Linked DNA regions of Mus musculus: region 1 is linked to region 2. Evidence: chromatin contacts called from ENCODE Hi-C data. All regions are on one chromosome and are shown on one strand. Each heading gives the region's core, a stretch centred on a gene start or an enhancer-like site at or near the end of the contact. The rest is flanking DNA. Distances are from core to core; before and after follow the strand shown. Region 1 holds the start of Abcc9 (ATP-binding cassette, sub-family C (CFTR/MRP), member 9). Region 2 overlaps Abcc9 (ATP-binding cassette, sub-family C (CFTR/MRP), member 9).

Region 1 (3,996 bases), core at 332-2,831, 34 kb before region 2:
CCCAAAAGCTTGCTATAGGGTGCAGTTACATGCCATTCCGAGGCCGTAAGATCAGTCCAGGATCATCGTAGGTGCCAGCTCTTTCTGGCCTTGGAGGCCCCTGGAAGTGGTACATTCTGGCTCTGGAAGCTGGCCAAGGCTGCAAGGACCTTCCCAGAAAGTGACTCCATTCTCATCTCCTCTGGGGCATGCTGTGCTGGGGTCAGCTTCTGAGCAGCAACTTCTGGAGGCCAGGAGGCCATGGGGTGCTGAGTTCAACTTTAGGGACAGCATGAGGAACCTCGAAGGCACCAGCCCGCCAGGCTGACGAGCCTTTATCTGATCAGGACGGTTGCTACGAACACTGATTACTGCAAAGGACTCAAAACTGGCCCTTGGGAATCTCGAGAGTTTATTCAAGAGTTACTGAGGCCAAAAATTACCCAGTGTGATCATGGCTCATATCTGTAATCGTAACAATCTAGAAGCTGAGCCAGGAGGATTACTGCGAGTTTGAGTCCAAGCCAGGGTGTCTAACCTTCACCCCCTCAAAAAAAATTTTTTTTTAATTTAAAATTCACCCCTTACCACCAGAGGAAAAGTTATTGTGGAGTGTCACATATACATGCATATCTATATCAAAAGCGGGTGTGTGTGTGTGTGTGTGTGTGTGTGTGTGTGTGTGTGTGTGTGTGTGTGTGTGTGTGTAGCTGGCTTCTAACCTGCTATGTGTCTGCTTCTTGCTTTGAACTCCCTGCATCTTTCCCCCAAATGATGGCATTTCAGAAGAACACCAACCACAGTCTGCCTTCAATAGATATTGTTTTAAGCAAGTTTTGTTATTTTAAGAGTTAATTATATCTGTTTGTGAAAGCGATGAAACAAATGAACAAATAAAAAATACTGTTGATGCTGAAACTTGAAATCAAACTCAAATTTTGGAGTGCTCAGACAAGTGCCATTGGTCCATTAGTCTGGACCAGCAGGCAAATTCCCCGGGTCACTGAAAGATTCTGCCCTGTGCCTGCCCATCCAAGTGAGACAAGCATGCCTGGTGGCAGTTTGTTTTGCCTAGAATGAACTATTCAGTTCTCAGTCCTGCTGGGGGCGAAGCTGGGCGAATGGATGGCACTTTTAAATCATTTTTTGGTGGCTAAAGCTAAGGCTGCCTGCAGAGCTGATACTTTCCATGTTTTCATATCTGATAAGCCTCCTCTTTGAGGGTCTGGGGGTCGGTTTTTGCAAGTTCCGCTTTCTGGTGGAGTCTTGGGGGATCCACATATGGCGTGAGTTTGGCACATCTTCACTGCGCTCACCCGTAGGAGCAGCTCCGGAGGAGTGGGGAGTGGTGTGGAGGGTCTGGGGGAGGGTGGTCCTGAATGGGAATGGCCGGAGTGATGGAGGGTCCCAGGTAGGGATGATCCGGGCAAGGAGGGTGGGGGTGAAGAGGGTCCTGGATGGGGAGGGTCCCCGCCTCAGGCGTCTGGGGTGCCTGCAGTTTCCTGCCAGGGCGCGGCAGTGTCCGCCCCAGGCCACAGCGCAGCGCAGCGGAGGAGAAACGCGATAGGAGGCAGCAGCTGGCCTCCCACCACCCTAAAAATAATCCACTCGCCGGCTGCTGACCCGGGAGGAAAACTTGTCGTCCCATGGAGTGCGTGAGCTCCTCGGCTTGCTACAGAGAGATCCCCAACCACTCTGAGGAGTCACTGGCTGTAAGCTGTTGATTTTGATCTAGTATTCCGTCAGTAAAGGCATTCGCTATTTCTAGGATTCAGGGGACTTGCTGGCGAGAAGGTGGGATCAGGTTTCCAAAGTTTGACTTACACAATCCTGCCGGCTGGAGCCGAAACCGGCTGGAAACAGGGAAAGATGTCACTGATATATATATAGAGAGAGACTTTGTTAGCCATTCCCCTTTACAATTCACGCAGCAGCTTTTTCTCTACTAAATTTGTTACTCTTTGCTCTTTAGGAGAAATTTACATCTTCAGACGGTGGGCAGGCTGTTGGTAGCTCAAGTGCACCAGTAGGGGGACTAAGCCCTGGAGCCAAAGCCAAGGTATATTTATTTATTTATTTATTTATTTATTTATTTATTTATTTATTGTTTGCTTGTTTGCTCCGCGTTGGTTACAGTGTCTAAAAACAATCTTATCTGCGCAGGGGTCCCCAGCATTGTCTTTCTTGTGTCACAGAACGTCATAGCCCCTGGAGGGTAAACGCATGGACTAAGACTCGATAATGGATCAAGTCCGTGGTCATTTTCTTGCTAGGAAATTTCCTACTTGGATCTGTATAGAACCAGCCAGACAGCTAGTTAGACAGCCAGACACATCTACGCATTTTGTGAGGTCTCCACTGAGCAAGTTCAGTGAAACGATTGCAGCATTTGCTTTGGCGGAGGGTGGACATCCTGGGCACGTCGTGGGTGGGTCGTCGCTGCCTTAGGTGCCTTTCAGAGGTGAGCTTCTCATTCAGGATGCTTTGCCTAAGCGCTCAGTAGCTCAGGGGTGAGTTGTTCCACATGCAAGAAGGAAAGCTATCCCGTGCATGTTTGCTTTAGATGTGTCCAGAGCCCGAGCTTGGCTGACACTGTCAATGGGGTCACAACTGACAGTCGCTGCCGGGTGAGCAGGGAGGTGGCTGCTTCTCACTCAGTCTTAAGTGGCTGGCAAAAGTAACTAGCGTTTAGTTCCTGATATCTTTTAATATCTTAGCAGTTTTTGGAATTACTTCAGTTAACCTTTGTTCCTCTGTAGAAGTATCAGAAGAGTTGATAGATACATTACTAGAGTTTTGAACGGATACCATGTTTTATGCATACCAGGGGCTGGGGAACGTCTCACAGTGCAGGGCCAGGGCCAAGCACGCTGCTGTTGCTATTCTCCGCAGGAAACAAGAGGACTCCTCTTCCCTCTGTGTTCTGTCCTGCAGGCTACCCCACAGCCAAAGTCTCACTTTTGATCTGTTTTGAAGTTGGCTCCTTCCAAGTCCCCATCCCCAACGACTCTTGTAAGCACTTGACCGCCTTCCAGAGGGATTATGCTCGTGGGGAGAAGATGGGCTGCTTTCCCCTATGGTCCCTTTCCTCCTTGTTGCTGTCACTTTCGTGCACAAACTGAGCCTAAACAGATACAGGGGGAGGGGCACCAGCAATGGATGGCAGGTGACAGTCTGACCCTCAAGAGCATCAGTGTATGGCCTTCCTCAAGTGCTTACAACAGCCTGAGCTCTGGAAGGGAACCACAGACCAGACGCTGTTTGGAAATTTAAGGATTTATTAGAAGGCTGGGGTATAGTTTGGTTTGTAGGGTGAATGCCTGACATCATGAGGATCTGGATTCAAATCCTAGAACAAGATGCACAGATGTTCACACACACACACACACACACACACACACACACACACACACACACCATCTTGATTCAATATCTTTGATGGACACAACACCTAATATAGTATCTGCAGTAAACTTCCTCTTTTCCTACTTTTGGCTGTTGATGTAGCTGGCTATTAGAACCTTCTTCCTGCACAGTGGCTTTAGAGAAAGGAATCTGAAGGTCAAGAGGGGTGAGTAGAAGAGATGTCAAAAGGAAACATGGACATCTGTGTAAGGAGCAGAGAGGGTGGGAAGCAGGGTAGGGCACAGAGGTCATAGCAGAGGGAACAAAATCTAGATGTTTTTGTGGAATGCTATCATAGAGCTAGGGACAGGACATGTCGTTCAGTGACAGAGCATTGGCCCAGCATGTTTGATGCCTTGGGTTTGGTCTCCTGCGCTGCGCTGCACTGTGCAGACAGACAGACAAATAAGCAAGTAAATGACTTAACGTCTCATTTTGTCATTTCCACTAAATGAGGGACTAGTCTTAAAAGCCTCATTGCTGGCTGTTATTTTTTGATTGGTTTTCCATCTTTATCAAAAATATTTACTAATGTATATATATGAACATATAGCTTCCATTTTGTCATTATTTAAAAAAAATTCAATTCTTTCTCCCATATGAGTTTTATGA
Region 2 (4,444 bases), core at 99-2,598:
GTGGCTACCAGAGCATGTGTTATGTGATGGTAACCATTTCCCATTTCTTCCCTTTGTACCATAGACACAAATATGTTGACAAGCCACACTGTGCTATCTGTGCCACCATCTGCTGTCCTAGACCATCTTATAAACAAGGCAATCTCGAAGTTGTATTTCATTCTCACTTAGCCATCTTGATATAGCTTATAGAATCCCAGCATGTGCTGCAGACAGCCTTTGCCACATTTGTATATGAGTTTTGAAAGAAATATCTATATGCCGTGACATCGAAGAAAACTTGAACACTTAAGGGTGCACTCTGCCATCGACAGCAATGTAGAACACTTCAAAATAATAATTTCCACAAGGCTCATGCGTTACTGAGAAACCTAGAGTTTTATGCTCAATACCTTGATTGTAGGCAGCAGTTTCTATGAACTTTTCAGTGACTAAATGCTTGATACCTCACTACGCAGGTGACTCTATCCTGGAAAGGGCCAAGTGGGGGGGGGATGGTATCCTAACAGAGCGTCAGTCCTCTTCTCTGAACCAGGCTTTCAGTAATTGTTCATAAGCTCTTGGACTTTAGAGTTCAGACCCTCTGGCCTCAGCTACCTTCCTTTTCGCTCTCATTGTTCTGTCTTAGCGATGGCTTGCATAGATCACTGACTGAAGTCCCGAAGTCATGCTTCCAAATTAGGCCACACTCTGGCAGGGAAGCTGCTTCAGACGATAAAATTGATAAATGGCCAGAGTCTTCTATTTTGGTCCTTATTTTCATTTTCTCTATTTAATGGGCACCCCTTCCAGGGTTGCAGTCTTAATTAATTGAAACTTGACTTTGCGCTAGAAGTTGAAGTAGAAAGCAGCCTATAACTTACAACATACCATGGCTCTGGAAGAAGGAGCTTGCCAAACATTAAAAGGACTTTGAGAGTTGATTTGAGAAAGATAAAAGGGCTCTTCTTCAAACCCACAGTATACAATCCTGGTAATAAATCCTAGTGAGGTGGAAGGTGGATATTACCCTCTGTGAGTTTATCATAGCCCTCCCACTCTATCCCTCTTGGGGAAAAGGCATTTGCCAGGCTGATAAAGCCCAGCATACTTTAGGGCCCCAGGCCAGCTTGAGGCCAAACAGAATGTGCTTCTAAAAGCTCTCTTCTCTAAAATAACGTTCTGGGTTGATTTGCAGGTCCTACAGAGGTGGTGGGTCAACAGAAGTGGCCAGATATTTTTCCCACTGGGTACTAGTTCTGGGAACCCAAACAAGCGTTTTCCCAGTGTGGACTGGCCTCTGCATTTGCTTCAGTGCCTGGGAACCCGTGACTAGTCTCAAATGCCAGTTGGCCAGCAGTGAGCTGAGCTGCCTGTTTATAATTGGAGACTAAGACTTCAGTCAGCTGATTTTGAAATATCTCTTCAGGGCTCTTAGAAGTTATACACTCTTTACTGGGCTCGTAAGCGCATTCAGAAGTGTGGTGTGTTAGAATGGGCTGAAGCAAACTCATAGCTCTGTTCTGTGTGCATGAGGAAGCTTGGAAGCTCTTCGCCTGAGGAAACTCAGTGCCATGAGGAGTTCCCTGCTCCAGGTCAAGCCCTAGGCTTTCTTTTCAAACAGTTCAGATCAGTAGCCAGGTGCCCTTGTCACAGTCACAGAGTGGAACATGTGCACACAGACACATGCCACGCACCTGTTGTTATGTTTATAACAAACTGGGACAAAGAGGCAAATTTTATTTGGCACAGGATGTCTTGGCACAGCCTCAACCCACCCACACTGTGAGTTTTAGGGCAAAGTGCCACAAAACAGACTAAAGAGAAGTCACTTGTCACTTAAAACCTGACTGCAGTTCCAGGGAATCCAAACACCTTCTTCTGGCCTCTGCAGGTACCAGGCATACAGGTGGTACACGGAAGTACATACAGGCAAAACACCCATACACATAAAATTAAAATAAAAAAATAAAATTCTTATAAAAAAGAACAGGGAGGGTGATATATCCTCGGAGTCCCAGCACTTGGGAGGTAGAGGCAGGAAGACCAGGAGTTCAGGGTTCCCCTCTGCTACATACTGAAGTTAGGCCATCTTGGGTTACCCGAGATCCTGCCCTAAAAACAAAAACTAGTCGAATAAGAGTGTTTTTTCCCATAATGCTAAAGTTACTTTACTTCCATAGAAATAATTTATGTGTTTTCCCTTCTGGAGTAGAATATGTAGTATTCCTTGTAGGCATTTGGTATTTGGTGTGTAATGCAGTAACTATGTCCAAAGATGTTATTTGCCAGAGGAGAAAATTGTTATTAAAGAAATCTCTCATTTCCAAGTAGCAACAACAACACCAAGAACAATTTTGTCTTTCCTCTCATGTGCCTCTCGGAGCTGTTTCTGCTTGGCAAGTCTCCCATATCACCATCTGTAAAAGAAATAGTTATTGATAGCTATTATCAGGCATGCTTATACCTTGGCCAGGTCTCTGTATTACAAATGACAAGGCTTCATAACCACTATCAAAAACTATGCAACTATCAGTCACACAATTGGTTATTCTGCATTAATGTAACACCTGTCCAAGGGTTTCAAGTCCTATTTGAGGGGTTGAAGGGATGAGTCAGTGGTTAAGGCCACACAGTGATCTTCTAGAGGACTCAAGTTAAGTTCCCAGAACCCATGTCAGAAGGCTCGCCATTTCTAGTTAGTCCAGCTACAGGGAATCTGATACTCTCTTCTATTCTCCCTGCATTCACATACACGCAACTTTAACAGATGCGTAGTAAAAATCAGAATAAATATTAAAAAACCAAAGTAGTATTTGAGAAGTGAGCAGGTGAATTTGTATAAATACAACTGTAAGCACATTTTTCAATTATCTGAACAGATGAGGCATTAGCAAAAGACTGCCCCTAACAGTGGTGAAGGCAGGCTAGCAAACTGACTTGTATCAGACATGCCTACATTCAAACTCTAGGCATAGAGTACGCGTTCAATGTCATGTGTGCTGTTGTCTGCTTGTATCTGGGGCTCAGTTTATCAAATGAATAACATTGTCTGCTTCTGAAGACTGAAAAAAGCTAGACAGTGCATAGAAATGGCCCAGAACAGCCTAAATACTGCAGGTCTTTGCACAAACTCCAGTTTTACTCATTTGACACCATCTTTACCACTTAATGCCCAAGCATTGTCCGTGGGTGTACATTCTCTGATAAATACTTCAAGTAGACCAGCTGCCTTAGCAATTTCAAAGAAGAAAGATCGACGGACATGAGCAGAGGGTTCACTCTGGACTTCAGGAGGCAATGAAGCAAAAGGGATCCCTATACACAGAATGGTGTGGCCTGAGACGGCCATCAGTTCCTGTAAAGAAAAGGGAGGCTGTCCGGTTCCTGGTGGCCTAAGGGCATGGCTGTGCTCCATAGCTCTAAAGGGCTAAGTGGCTCTTGACTAGTGGGATAAAGAGGGAAAAGGAAGTTTATCAGAGGGAGCAGGCTGTAGAAGGGAGGGGTAAGTGCCCTAAAGTGTACTTGGGGACCAACAGTGGTTTTATGTGGATGGAGAGATGATTCTAACACCAGGATTATTAGGGGATGCGGCTGGAAGATGATGGGGAAGATGCCGGAAGGCAAAGAGTCGCCATTTTATACCTCACAGCAGGCACCTCACATCAATAGCTTTGCAGTGTAAAGAAGAACCCTGGTAGCAAGGCTGATGTTACTCTACCTCTGGCCAGGCTTTGTGCATTTCCCATAGTTATTTGTCTCAATGGTTCCGCGAGGACCTCATATAAGCAGGGGGTGCCTTTACTCTTTATTACCTACTGTTCTCTCACCAATATCACTGAGGAATCACAACAATCACATTGAGAGAGACCCAGAACTCAGAGAACCTCACTTTTAAAGGTGTTCACAGTCTAATGGACGGCCTAGAAGAAGAGAACAGGGAGGCTTGGAGGTTTAGCATTGGGCACCATCTCTATACATAATAAATGGAAGCACCAAAATTGGATGTATATTAGTTTCATTTCTGTTGCCATGATAAAGTTTCCTGATTCAAGACAACTTAGAGGGAGGAAAGGTTTCTTTCAGCTCACAATTCTAAATCACGGTCCATCATTGCGGAGAGTCAAGGCAGGAGCTTGAAGCATCCACCGTAGGGCAATGCTGCTTGCTGGCTCAACTAGGGGGGTATGCTTAGCTAGCTTTTTTATTCTGCTTGGGGATAGTTGCCAAGGGGAATGGTGGGTCACCCACAGTGGGCTGGCCCCCTCTACATCAACTCACAATCAAGACAATCCCTACGGTCAACCTGATCTAGGAGACTGTCAACTGACACACCAATCTCAGGTAACTCTAGGGTGTGTCAGACTGACAAAGCTAGGGGGACAGAGTGTTACGTAGAGAAGAGAAAGTTCTTTCCACTCCCAGCACAGCTGAGGACTCATGGCTTCTTCTTGACGTGCAGCCA

What was found. Hi-C counts contacts between places; a loop is a spot of excess contacts on that map.
Region 1: a map of heart shows a loop between it and region 2 (2.1-fold over the local background). The contact joins the promoter of Abcc9 here to the enhancer-like site in region 2. A Hi-C loop is called at or near these places in 3 of 37 maps with a recorded cell type or tissue (gastrocnemius and heart).

The regions. Positions count from the first base shown.
Region 1 is chr6:142,699,859-142,703,854 of GRCm38, reverse strand. It overlaps Abcc9 (ATP-binding cassette, sub-family C (CFTR/MRP), member 9), which reads left to right and starts at 1,581. Exons shown (of 40, transcript NM_011511.2): 1 at 1,581-1,691; 2 at 1,952-2,038.
Region 2 is chr6:142,665,160-142,669,603 of GRCm38, reverse strand. All of the region lies in intron 14 of Abcc9 (ATP-binding cassette, sub-family C (CFTR/MRP), member 9), which reads left to right. Among named protein-coding and RNA genes, the nearest start is that of Abcc9, 35 kb to the left of the region's middle. Within about 2 kb of position 1,348, at least 1 of the 3 ENCODE cell types and tissues checked has a DNase peak (open chromatin) inside an H3K27ac peak, as active enhancers do; it is heart, where a contact is called at or near this core.